4 separate regions of the Homo sapiens genome follow, and all the other regions are linked to region 4. A link is a contact called in ENCODE Hi-C or POLR2A ChIA-PET data. All regions are on one chromosome and are shown on one strand. Each heading gives the region's core, a stretch centred on a gene start or an enhancer-like site at or near the end of the contact. The rest is flanking DNA. Distances are from core to core; before and after follow the strand shown.

Region 1 (2,700 bases), core at 82-2,581, 700 kb before region 4:
ACAGCACATTTCGTCTGTCTCATCGGTGGGTGAACTGATGTGAACCATTGTGAATAATGGGGCCATGAACATGGGTGTATGAACATCTGTTCAAGTCCCTGCTTTTGATTCTTTTGAATGTGTACCCACAAGCAGCATTGCTGGATCATACGGTAATTCTATTTTTAATTTTTTGAGTCATGATCATATTGTTTTTCACAGCGGATGCACCATTTTATATTCCCACCAACGGTGCCCAAGGGTTCCAATTTCCCCATATCCTCGCCAACACTTATTTTGTTTTATTGTTTTGCTTTTCACAGTTACCATCCTGATGGACACAGGGATGCTTGCAAAGTGACAAACTTTAGAGGTATCCCAGGTCACCCCACCTGGCACTGCGGACGCCCACGTGGCCCCACCCCTCACTTGGCAATATTCTCATCAAGTGTCAGCACTAGCTTATTGTATTGACTGCCTCCTGGCTGGACTCTAAGAGACAGTGTCTTTTATTGCATGCTACATCCCCAACATCTAGAACAGTGTCAGGCAAACAGTTGTTTAATAAACGGTGGAAGGAAGGAAGGGAGGGAGGGAGGGAGGGAAGGAGGGAAGGAAGGTGGGTAGGTTGGTTTCTATTTTCCACCAAAATATTGAGGACCTCTCCTGCCTGTCCACTTGCTCTGGTGCGCCTCTCAACCCTCGCGCCCCACCTGGACTCAATCCCGCAGTCCTGCCTCTCCTTCCTTGGGCCCCCGGGGAAGAACCCCGACAGCGGCCGGCACATTTGAGTGGGGCCCTGGACGTTTGGGGAGGTTTGGACACATTCCCGAATGCCTCCCTGCTGTGGGTTAGGTGGGCCTGTCTTGGGCTGGCAGCGAGGACAACGTTGTGGCTAGGTCGTCAGTTAGTGAGCCAGCACGGTCTGAGCCGCCACACTCCGCGCCCCGCCCACGCGCCCCGCCCTTTCCAGTTTTGCCTCGCCTGCTCGGGTCTTCGCTCCTGTAACCCATACGATCTTAGCCCCGCCCCCGTGGTGTCGTGGGTCCACGCTACTGGTCCTCTCCTAGAAAGCCGCGAAATGACCAGTTCCTCATTGGCCACACGTTCTCCCGCGCCACCACCGCAGCCACAACAACCGCCACGTGCTCAACCTTGGCGCCTGCCCATTGGCCACCAGCCTCTACCCGCCCACTCTCCCTTTCCGCCCCTAATTTCCCTCTTCTTCCTTCCATTGGCTGTCGGGCTCAGGGGCTCTCTTTTCAGCCTGGGGCGCGCAGCGCCTCGGATGCGGATTGGCCGAAGGCGGGGCTGGGAGGCGGGTTAAAGAGCGCGTTGCTGGCTGGGCCACGCGTGCTTGAGAAGGTTCAATGGCGTGGCAGGGACTAGCGGCCGAGTTCCTGCAGGTGCCGGCGGTGACGCGGGCTTACACCGCAGCCTGTGTCCTCACCACCGCCGCGGTGGTAAGCGGCCGGGCGGACCGGACGTCGCCTTGGTTACAGCCTCTGGCGGGAGGGGTGAGGGTCGCCATGGTTACGGCGTGGCTCCCGGGCAGCTCTTGACTGGCCCCTGGTTCCACAGCAGCTGGAGCTCCTCAGCCCCTTTCAACTCTACTTCAACCCGCACCTTGTGTTCCGGAAGTTCCAGGTGAGGCCGCCCCGCGCCGCGCACCTGTGGGCCCGACCCACCCACCCCGCACCTGACCGCCCGTCCCCCGTAGGTCTGGAGGCTCGTCACCAACTTCCTCTTCTTCGGGCCCCTGGGATTCAGCTTCTTCTTCAACATGCTCTTCGTGTATCCTGCGCCCTGCGGACACGGGCTGGGTGGAGGGCAGGCCGGCCGGGCTGGGAGAGAGGCCGGGACGGGGAAACTGAGGCCCCGCCTGGTGGCACTTCCTATACCGACGCCGTAGGTTCCGCTACTGCCGCATGCTGGAAGAGGGCTCCTTCCGCGGCCGCACGGCCGACTTCGTCTTCATGTTTCTCTTCGGGGGCGTCCTTATGACCGTATCCTTCCCGCAGGCTCTGGAACCTCGGGCTAGGGCGCCTCGGCGTCCAGCCTGTGTTGGTCCTGGGGCCAACACAGCCATGCCAGAGAGGGACACAGTCGCTGTCTCCAGCTTAGTATGTGTTGAGGGCCCACTCTGTGCTCAGCTGCAGGGGTCAGGGCTAGATCTTCAGTGCTGTATGCAAAATACAAAGCCATGCACAAAAGAGCCAGGTGGGTTGTCAGGGCCACTAGCTGAGCCCTGAATGCGAGTAGCCGGGAGAAACTGGGGCAGGGACAGGCAGTGGTTGGGCCCTGGGATGAGGCTGTAGGTGTGCAGGGCAGATTTCGTGGGACCTGAAGCCCGTGGAGTGTGTCGCCTTTATTGGACTGGCTCATCTTGATGAGGGAATAGCACATAGGGGAGATGAGGGGAAGAATTCCAGGGTCTTGGGAAGTCAGAGGGGCCCTGGGCTTGGGCTGAGGCCTGCACCGGAGCACCTTGACTCTGGCCCAGCTGCTGGGACTCCTGGGCAGCCTGTTCTTCCTGGGCCAGGCCCTCATGGCCATGCTGGTGTACGTGTGGAGCCGCCGCAGCCCTCGGGTGAGGGTCAACTTCTTCGGCCTGCTCACTTTCCAGGCACCGTTCCTGCCTTGGGCGCTCATGGGCTTCTCGCTGCTGCTGGGCAACTCCATCCTCGTGGACCTGCTGGGTGAGCCTCCCGGTACATCTAG
Region 2 (2,700 bases), core at 21-2,520, 540 kb after region 4:
TTAGGCTGTTTGAAGTTGTCCTACAACTCACTGATACTCTGTTCCTTTCTATCATTAATTTCCATAATTATTTTTCCCATATGTGTTTCATCTTGGACAATTTCTACTGCTGTATTATACAATTTGCTAATCTTTTTTTTTGCAGCTAATCTTTTTTTTTGCAGCTAATCTTTTTTCTGTTGTCAAACTCACCCAGTGTATTTTCTAAATTTCAGACATTGTAGTTTTCATCTTTACAAGTTCAATAATTCCTCTTTTTCGGTTTTCCATGTTTTCACTTTACATGTTCAATTATTCCTCTACTTCTTCTTCAAACAAGAATAAAATTATAATAATTGTGTGTGTATTGACTCCTGATTCACCCTTTTCATAGCCTACCTGGAGACCTGGAGGGAAGGGCAGCCTCAAGGTCTCATATCTGGGTGAACAGGGCAAGACCTGCTCATGAATTTGTCCACAGTTTTTTCCTGGAGCTGAAGAAAGAGTGTGACAGATGGAGAAAAGGTTTTTGTCTCACTTCCCCTTCTGCCTGTGTCACCGCGGAATGAGTACGACTGCTGTCCCATGACTGACAGTAATAGTCAGCCTTGTCTTCAACCTGAATCCCAGTGATGGTCAGGGTGGCCATGTTCCCTGAGCTGGAGCCAGAGAATTTCTTAGGAATCCCTGAAGACTGGACACTGTTAAGTTAGATGACCAGCCCAGGGGCCTGGCTTGGCTTCTGCTTGTACCAGTTTACAACGGAGTCTTCTATGCTGTCTCCCTGGCAGGTGATCCTGGCTGTCTATCCCAAGGCCACAGACACTGCAGGCTCCTGACTCAGCTCAGAGGAAACCACGGAGCCTGCAAGAGAAGAGAGAAGAGGTGAGTCTGAAGATAAGGGTCTCATTTCCAGAGCCCCACACCCTGCATTACTCCCTGTGCTGAGCTGAATGTCAGGGCCAGGCTGATTCTTGGTCCTGTGGGGGCTGAGCCCTAGGAGGCAGCACCTGTGCAGAGAGTGAGGAGGGTGAGCAGGGGAGGGGTCCAGGCCATGGTGGAGATGCCCCAGAGCTCTGCCTCTGAGTCCACAGCTGGGAAGGGGCCTCCAGGCCTCTCTTAACATAGGAAGGGGATGCTCTTCATGCAAATCTACTTCCTTCCCTCCTGTGGCCTTGGTGAATGGCTCCCTAGTGAGCAGACAAGGGCTGGGCTTATAGAAGGGTATAAAAATGGGCCCTGTCCCCAGTTCTGTACAGATTCCTCACACTTTCTGGATGAGTGAGAAAGTGCTGCCCCCAACACATGCATACACTCCTCAGTTCCTGTTCTGGGGTGTTCACTGAGCTCGGCCAAGCACCTCAGCCATCCTCTCTATTGATGTGTCTGAGTTCTTATCTGAGCCCTGAGGCTGAGACCTTCATGTTAGCAATTTTCCAAGTTTAGAATAAAGGCCAGGTGGGTGCGATGAGTGGAGAGTGAATTTTACCAAATAGAAGAGGCCTCACAGGAAGCACCAGTCATGCCCTTTGCCTTTTACACTTGGGTGCTACCAGGGGACTTGAAGTTATTAGGGTCCCCAAACCAAAGTCCACAGCATCCTACTGTGCCCACACGGGGAATGTCATCTTCCATGTATGACTAGTTCACACAGAATGCCTGCTTATGAGTACTTAATATATGCCTGATGCTTTGGAGGGTGTATTAGACATGTCACCTCAACCAGGCATTCATTATAATTCTACAGTAACCCTATACATCAGGAAAGCACTGATGTCTACTGACAAGAGACCCAACATCAGGAGGTTACACGGTTTTCTCAAAGTTCTCAGATGGTAGTGAGTGGAATCCAAGACTCCATCCAGGAGACACACCTCAGAGCCTAACCATTCAGCCCCCTCCTTTCTCTACCTCCCACCCAGTGCTCCTTCTCCTCCTGCTTATCCAGTGCCCTAGGTCCCTCTTTTCACAACCCTCTACTCTTTAGTCAGGTGTACTGCCCTTCCTGAGTTCTGGGGACAGAGGTGAGGACATCCTAATGCTCCCTCTGGCAGATGAAAAAGGAGCATGTGTCTGCAGTGACACTGGGGACATCCAGATGCCTGGTCATGCTCCTTGTGCCAGGCTAATCTCTAGACAAGTTAGGATCAGGATTCCATTTTTGACGTGGTCAAGGCCACTAAGCCTGAACAACTGTCACACTAGATACTGAACCACTTTAACGTTAATACACATGATTGGCAAGAAAGTATTTCTCACCTGATATCCTATACATATATATTGGTTTTTAGACCTAGTTCTGCTGAGGATGTGATGAAACTAATTCCTTTGTAAGTGCCGCTGCATTGTAATTAGCAACGTCATGTGAAGCCCTGTAGGTGCCATGTGCACGGACCGAAACCTCCATGTGCTGACTCCTTGGGATTTAGTCTAAAGAGGTAACTGACCTAAGATTAGGCCACAGGCCACAAATACGCCCGCTCCTGTCCTTGGTGAGTGTGTGGCACACAGCTTCTCCATGCCTTCCCACCTGATGCGCATCCACTCCTCATCTCACTGGGCTCCTCCAGGTGTCCTGCTGGCCACTCGTGCAGGTCACTTGTAACACCTTTGCTTGTGGGTCCTGACATGCTAAGACGACCCTTGGAGAATGTACCTTCATAAAAGTGATCAGTGCTTGTGGGATAGGCAAAAACAGCAATTTATGAAAAATAGCAATAC
Region 3 (2,700 bases), core at 88-2,587, 870 kb before region 4:
AACCCCTTAGAATATAGTTTCCATGGCCTCAGAACACGATAAAGAGTAGCACACCTTCAGACCTCAGCACCCTGATCCAGAGTGATAACTGGGGATGTTTCCTGGCCTGGAAGGTGGGAAGCCTATGTCTTAAGCTCAGTGGTGGCAGTGCCCTGGCTGTGTGACTGACTTGACATAGATGTCAGTCTCTCAGTCTGTTTCCCCTCATGTATGAGGCTTTGTACTAGATGAGGGTTCTGCAAGCTAACCAGCCCACCCTTTTTGTACAGCCCACGAGCAAAGAATGGTTTTTACATTTTTTCATATTTGGGAAAAAAAATCATGACACGTGAAAATTATATTAACAATATATAAAATTAAAACTTCGGTCCCTATAATTAAAATTTTATTGCGACGCAGCTAGTCTGTTATGTATTGTCTTTGGCTGTATCCACACTACATCGCTACAGTTAAGTAGACAGAGTATGGACCCCCCAAGCCTAAACTACTATTATGAATACTATTATACTCATTATACTTACAATATAACAATGTAAACACTGATATATTTACAACAAAAGTTTGCCGACCGCTGAACGAGACTGTTCTAAGCATATTCTATTTCTAACCACAATAATCACATAGAAAGAATCTTAGCCACATGGAATCCGACGGTCCCACACTTATAACCTGTAATAACCCAGGTCCTGAAGAGTTAAGTGACTCCCAAAGCCACTTGTGCAGATACCTTGGGAATGCCAGGTGAGTTCCATCTGGCCAGGGCCCGCCTCTTGCGGGGAGGCAGTGAAGCAGAACGGTCAAAATTTTCAGTCTGGAGTCGCGCTCACCCACTGGGTGACTTGGAGCAAATCATTTCACCTACCCGCGGCCTCAGTTTCCACCCCTGTAAATGGCACCAATAACAACACTCACCTCGCAGGGCTGCTGTGAAGGTGAAGCGAAAGGTCGCGAGTAAAGGGTTAGCGCGCTGGGCTTTGCACCCAGCAGACGCCAAATCAATGGTGGCTCCTGCGGTTACTGGGAACCTCCCCGGAGGCCGGAACCCATTCTAGGCACCTCAGGGCGGCGGCGAGAGCCATGAAGAGGCTCGCGAGGCAGCCAGGAAGCCCGGCCTCGGTTTCCCTGACTGGGGCTCTAAAGCTGCCCGCGAAACCCCCAGCTTCCTCACGTAACCCAGCCTCGCGCCTGCAGCCCCTCCGGCCTGTGCCCCGGGCTCTGCTGAGCCTCACCCCCACCCCGGCACCGCCTTCAAACCAGCCTTCCAGGAACTCACCAGGCGTCTCCACAGCAACGGCCAGTCTGTCCCGACCACCGCGCCGTCCGGCTGCGCGCCTGACAACAAGGCGTGCTCCCATTGGCTCCGGTGCCGGTTGTGCCAGCCAATCAGCGGGGGCGCACGCGCCGCTCGCTCTCCGCGGGCTGCTTAGCTGGGGCCCTGCAGACGGCTACCCTTGGGCGGCGCGCGCGCGCGTGCGCGCGTGTGTGCGCGTGTGTGCGCGCGTGCGCGTGTGCGTGTGCGTGTGTGTGTGTGTGTGTGTGTGTGTGTGTGTGTGTGTGTGTGTGTTGCGGGAGTGGAGCTTGTTGTTTCCGGATCCCCGTCGTCAGTCCTAGCGTGCTGGAGGCTTAGAGCACCAGCTCGTAGTCGGACTCTCTTCTCCACAGCTTGCACCCTGAGCAGTCACTAAATGATGGGCTGTGTGTTATTACCTGGGACATGTGCTCTGAAAACAGTGGAAACTTGGGGAACACTTAGAGCGGGGTGTCCAATCTTTTGGTTTCCCTGGGCCACGTTGGAAGAATTGTTTTGGGCCACACATAAAATACACTAACACTAAGGATAGCTGATAAGTTAATAAATAAATAAATAATAAAAATAAAAATCACCAAAAAATCTCAAAATGTTGTAAGAAAGTTTATGAATTTGTGTTGAGCCGCATTCAAAGCCAAGCAGACCAGCGCGTTGGAGAAACTTGACTTAGAGGGAACCAGGGAGGAGGAGCATCCTCATTCATTATATTACCTGTGCCTCTCTTTCCAAAAAGGATGTGAAGCCCAAAAGGAACAGATACAATAGGATATTGAAACAAAAGGAAAAAAAGGAACAAAACCTAGTAAATGAACAAGAAGAGGGGTCATGGGTGGTGTCAGAATTCCAGAGATGAAAAAAGGCGACAGAGTTGAAGGGGTTCTGTCAAGGGTCTTGGGCTGAAAGATGGTACTCTCTTGGGAGCTAGAATAACAATAAAGCATTGTAGGGAAGAACTTTACACTGTGGTTGAATTCATAGCTGCTTGAGTCTTGCACAGATGATTCAAATAGGAGTGAATGTTGGGGGCTTTTTAACCTCAAAGACAGTAACAGCATGGTGAAAAACTCAGTTCAGTACAATAAAGCTATACTGATAAGCTAGAAGTTCTGAAAATTGTTGAGTCACCAACCTTGACTTTGAGTATTGGGGTAAACAGTATTTGGGGGGTAAACAGAAGCATAAACAGATGGTTTCAAAGCTGCATGGATAACCTTCAGCCTCGGATACAGCTTCCACTCAAGCCTTATCATGAAAGATGCGCTGGAGAGAAACAGTTGAAAATAGGTGGGAAGGGTGGTCCAAGCAGCAAGAAAGTTGTGTGGGGAAGGTCCGGAGGTGAGAAACATGCAGATCATGCTGGAGTGTCATGCAGCACAGTGTTACCGTGAGGC
Region 4 (2,700 bases), core at 40-2,539:
CACTCTGTCACCCAGGCTGGGGTGTAGTAGTGTGATCATATCTCACTGTAACCTCAAACTCTTGGGCTCAAGCAACCCTCCCCCTTCAGCCTCCCAAAGTGCTAGGATTACAGGTATGAGCCACTGCACCTGGCCCAGTTAGCCCTTTCTGAGGCCACTATTTTTCCAATGTTGTCCACTCAAAATGGTCAATATACCAATCCAGCATATTTTGGGATGGCCCATACTTCACTCCTTCAGGGAGAAGGAAGGTTTCATGGAAGAAGTGTTCACCAAGTTGCATCCTGAAGGATAAAGAGGTAATAATTAGTGTTACAGAGCGCTCAGGCTTCATGAGCGAGGTGGCATTTGAGGGGTTAAGAGAGAGTCTGGCATGGCTGGAGGAGGCCATCACCCAGGGACTGGAGCACTAGGCTAGGAGTTTGGACTCAGCCCTGAGACTAGTGGGGAGCCATGGAGGGTTTTATGCAGGTGGTGGCTGGGTCTGGCTTGCTTTTGAGAACAGCTACGCTGGCCAGCAGTGTGTTGGGTCCACTGCAGAGGCTAACCTTTGTCATTACCAGGCGGTCAGCCTGAAGAGCAAGGGGCATGGGCAGGGCTAGGCAGTCTTGAGATCAGGCCTATGTAATTTGGGGGAAACTGGCTGAGCGCAGTGGCTCACGCCTGTAATCCTAGCATTTTGGGAGGCCGAGGCGGGTGGATCATCTGAGGTCAGGAGTTCGAGACCAGCCTGGCCAACATGGCGAAACCCTGTCTCTACTAAAAATACAAAAATTAGCTGGGTGTGATGGCGGCCGCCTATAATCCCAGCTACTTGGGAGGCTTAGGCAGGAGAATCACTTGCACCCGGGTTGGGTGCGGTGGCGCGGAGTGGAGCGGAGGTTGCAGTGAGTCAAGATCGCGCCACTGCACTCCAGCCTGCGTGAAAGAGCGAAACTCCGTCAAAAAAAAAAATTGGGAGAAACGACTGAACTTCTCTGAGGTTCTTGTCTCTAAACTAGATGTTACCACCTTATGAATTTACTCTGAGGATCAGAGGCATGCAAAGTACCCAGTACAGAGAAGGGCGTAAATAAGTCACTTCCTTTCCCTTCTGTACTTTGAACAAAGCTGAGCTGCCTTTGGTCTCCACAGCAACCCTGTAAATGATTGTTCCCGCTTTGCAGCCGGCCGCAGCCTTGGGCTGTTTGCGCCTGCGCAGTGGGTGCTGATTATGTCGACCGCGGCGCCGCGGACGCTGCTGGAGTCGCCTGGCAACGATGTCGCCTGGCAACTGAATAGGTTGGCCAGTGGCGCGGGCTACTGGAAGCAGAAAGGGCTGCGGAGGCAGGTGAGGCGGCGGTGGTGGGCTAGGGGCCCGGGGACAGGGGGGCCCAGTGACCCACCCAGTCCCATTCACACGGGGCCGTGTCCCCACACTCAAAATCACGGTCTTTTGTCTCCGGCCGGACTCTCCCAGCCCACGCCGCTTAGAAGAAGGCAGGCCCCTGTCTCCAGCACCCACCGTTCCTGTGAGGGGAGCTCAACTCAAACATGGCCACGTCCCTCCCAGTCCGGCCCCCACTTCTACCGTTGTCATCTGGTGTCCCGCGTGAGCATCTGGCTTACCTTTTACTGGAGTAGATTCCTACAGGCCTGTGGCCTGTCCATTCTACTAACCATGATAATAACCGTAATAATAACCACAGCCAACATAGCTGAAGCCCTGGTATGCCAGGCTTACGTGTATTCGTTAATATGACAACTCTGGGAGGCAGGGAAGGAGGTACTGTTATCATCTCCCCTTTGAAGCTGCAGAAAGACACAGATAGAGGAAGTAACTTGCCAAGGTCACCCAGGCCTGAATCTGGAGCCAGTTCTTAACTACTAACCTACACTGCCCATAGTTGCTGAAAGTGTGTGTGTGTGTCGGCAATAAAAGTTAATCACTTTTTTTTTTTTTTTTTTTTTTGAGACGGAGTCTTGCTTTGTCGCCAGGCTGGAGTGCAGTGGCGCGATCTTGGCTTACTGGAACCTCCGCCTCCCTGATTCAAGCGATTCTCCTGCCTCAGCCTCCCGAGTAGCTGGGACTACAGGCATGCGCCATCACGCCCAGCTAATTTTTGTATTTTTAGTAGAGACGGGGTTTCACCATGTTGGCCAGGATGGTCTCGATCTCTTGACCTTGTGATCCGCCTGCCTCGGGCCTCCCAAAGTGCTGGGATTACAGGCGTGAGCCACTGCGCGTGGCCATAAATCACCTTTTAACATTAATTCCTTTTCATGGATGTGTCAGAAGCATCTGAATATGGGTTCCTGGCAGTGAATGAGCTAGACCCAGATTTGAACACTGGCTTCTAGTCTTACCAGTTTCATGGCCTCCAGTAAGCTCCTTGGCCAGAACCTCAGTTTCCTCATTTGTAAAATGTGGATAATACCAGCCCCCTCCTTATGGGGTAGTTGAATTGGATACTACTTATTGCTGGCACAAGGTAAGCACTAAACAGAGTGACCAACTTGGAGTTTGCTTGTTTGGTTTGTTTTGTCCTTTAATGCCTTTGACTGAAGATCCAGATGAAAGTATCAGTGGTTTCTTCTGTGAAGCACTATTGTGTGGGAGGGCTCTGGAGTTTGCAGTTTGGGCTGCTACTTACTTACCTTCACTGGGACTTTGAGCAAATCTCTTCATTGCTCTCAGCCTCAGTTTGCTCATCTGTAAAA

What was found. A loop is a pair of places that touch in the nucleus more often than their neighbours do. ChIA-PET counts read pairs that join two places held with the same protein, here RNA polymerase II (POLR2A). Pooled maps may share reads with other maps.
Region 1: a map of B cell shows a loop between it and region 4 (5-fold over the local background). The contact joins the promoter of DERL3 here to the promoter of RSPH14 in region 4. A Hi-C loop is called at or near these places in 1 of 168 maps with a recorded cell type or tissue (B cell), 4 of 37 single-sample maps with no recorded cell type and 11 of 50 pooled maps. POLR2A ChIA-PET finds 5 or more read pairs at or near these places in 3 of 52 experiments (B cell, BJ and H1).
Region 2: a pooled map shows a loop between it and region 4 (6-fold over the local background). The contact joins the enhancer-like site here to the promoter of RSPH14 in region 4. A Hi-C loop is called at or near these places in 3 of 168 maps with a recorded cell type or tissue (CD8-positive, alpha-beta T cell, heart right ventricle and natural killer cell), 2 of 37 single-sample maps with no recorded cell type and 8 of 50 pooled maps.
Region 3: a pooled map shows a loop between it and region 4 (13-fold over the local background). The contact joins the promoter of CABIN1 here to the promoter of RSPH14 in region 4. A Hi-C loop is called at or near these places in 1 of 37 single-sample maps with no recorded cell type and 6 of 50 pooled maps. POLR2A ChIA-PET finds 5 or more read pairs at or near these places in 1 of 52 experiments (Caco-2).

The regions. Positions count from the first base shown.
Region 1 is chr22:23,837,637-23,840,336 of GRCh38, reverse strand. DERL3 (derlin 3) reads left to right here and starts at 1,331. Exons shown (of 7, transcript NM_001002862.3): 1 at 1,331-1,442; 2 at 1,561-1,626; 3 at 1,700-1,773; 4 at 1,892-1,985; 5 at 2,483-2,678. The coding sequence starts at 1,350. SMARCB1 (SWI/SNF related BAF chromatin remodeling complex subunit B1) reads right to left here. Exons shown (of 9, transcript NM_003073.5): 9 at 2,328-2,700. RefSeq lists a silencer at 1,106-1,408.
Region 2 is chr22:22,603,028-22,605,727 of GRCh38, reverse strand. It overlaps IGL and the pseudogene IGLV3-31. Among named protein-coding and RNA genes, the nearest start is that of GGTLC2, 40 kb to the left of the region's middle. Within about 2 kb of position 1,270, at least 3 of the 41 ENCODE cell types and tissues checked have a DNase peak (open chromatin) inside an H3K27ac peak, as active enhancers do.
Region 3 is chr22:24,009,941-24,012,640 of GRCh38, reverse strand. CABIN1 (calcineurin binding protein 1) reads right to left here and starts at 1,337. Exons shown (of 37, transcript NM_012295.4): 1 at 1,274-1,337.
Region 4 is chr22:23,140,579-23,143,278 of GRCh38, reverse strand. It overlaps RSPH14 (radial spoke head 14 homolog), which reads left to right and starts at 1,289. Exons shown (of 7, transcript NM_014433.3): 1 at 1,289-1,330. RefSeq lists an enhancer at 1,103-1,995.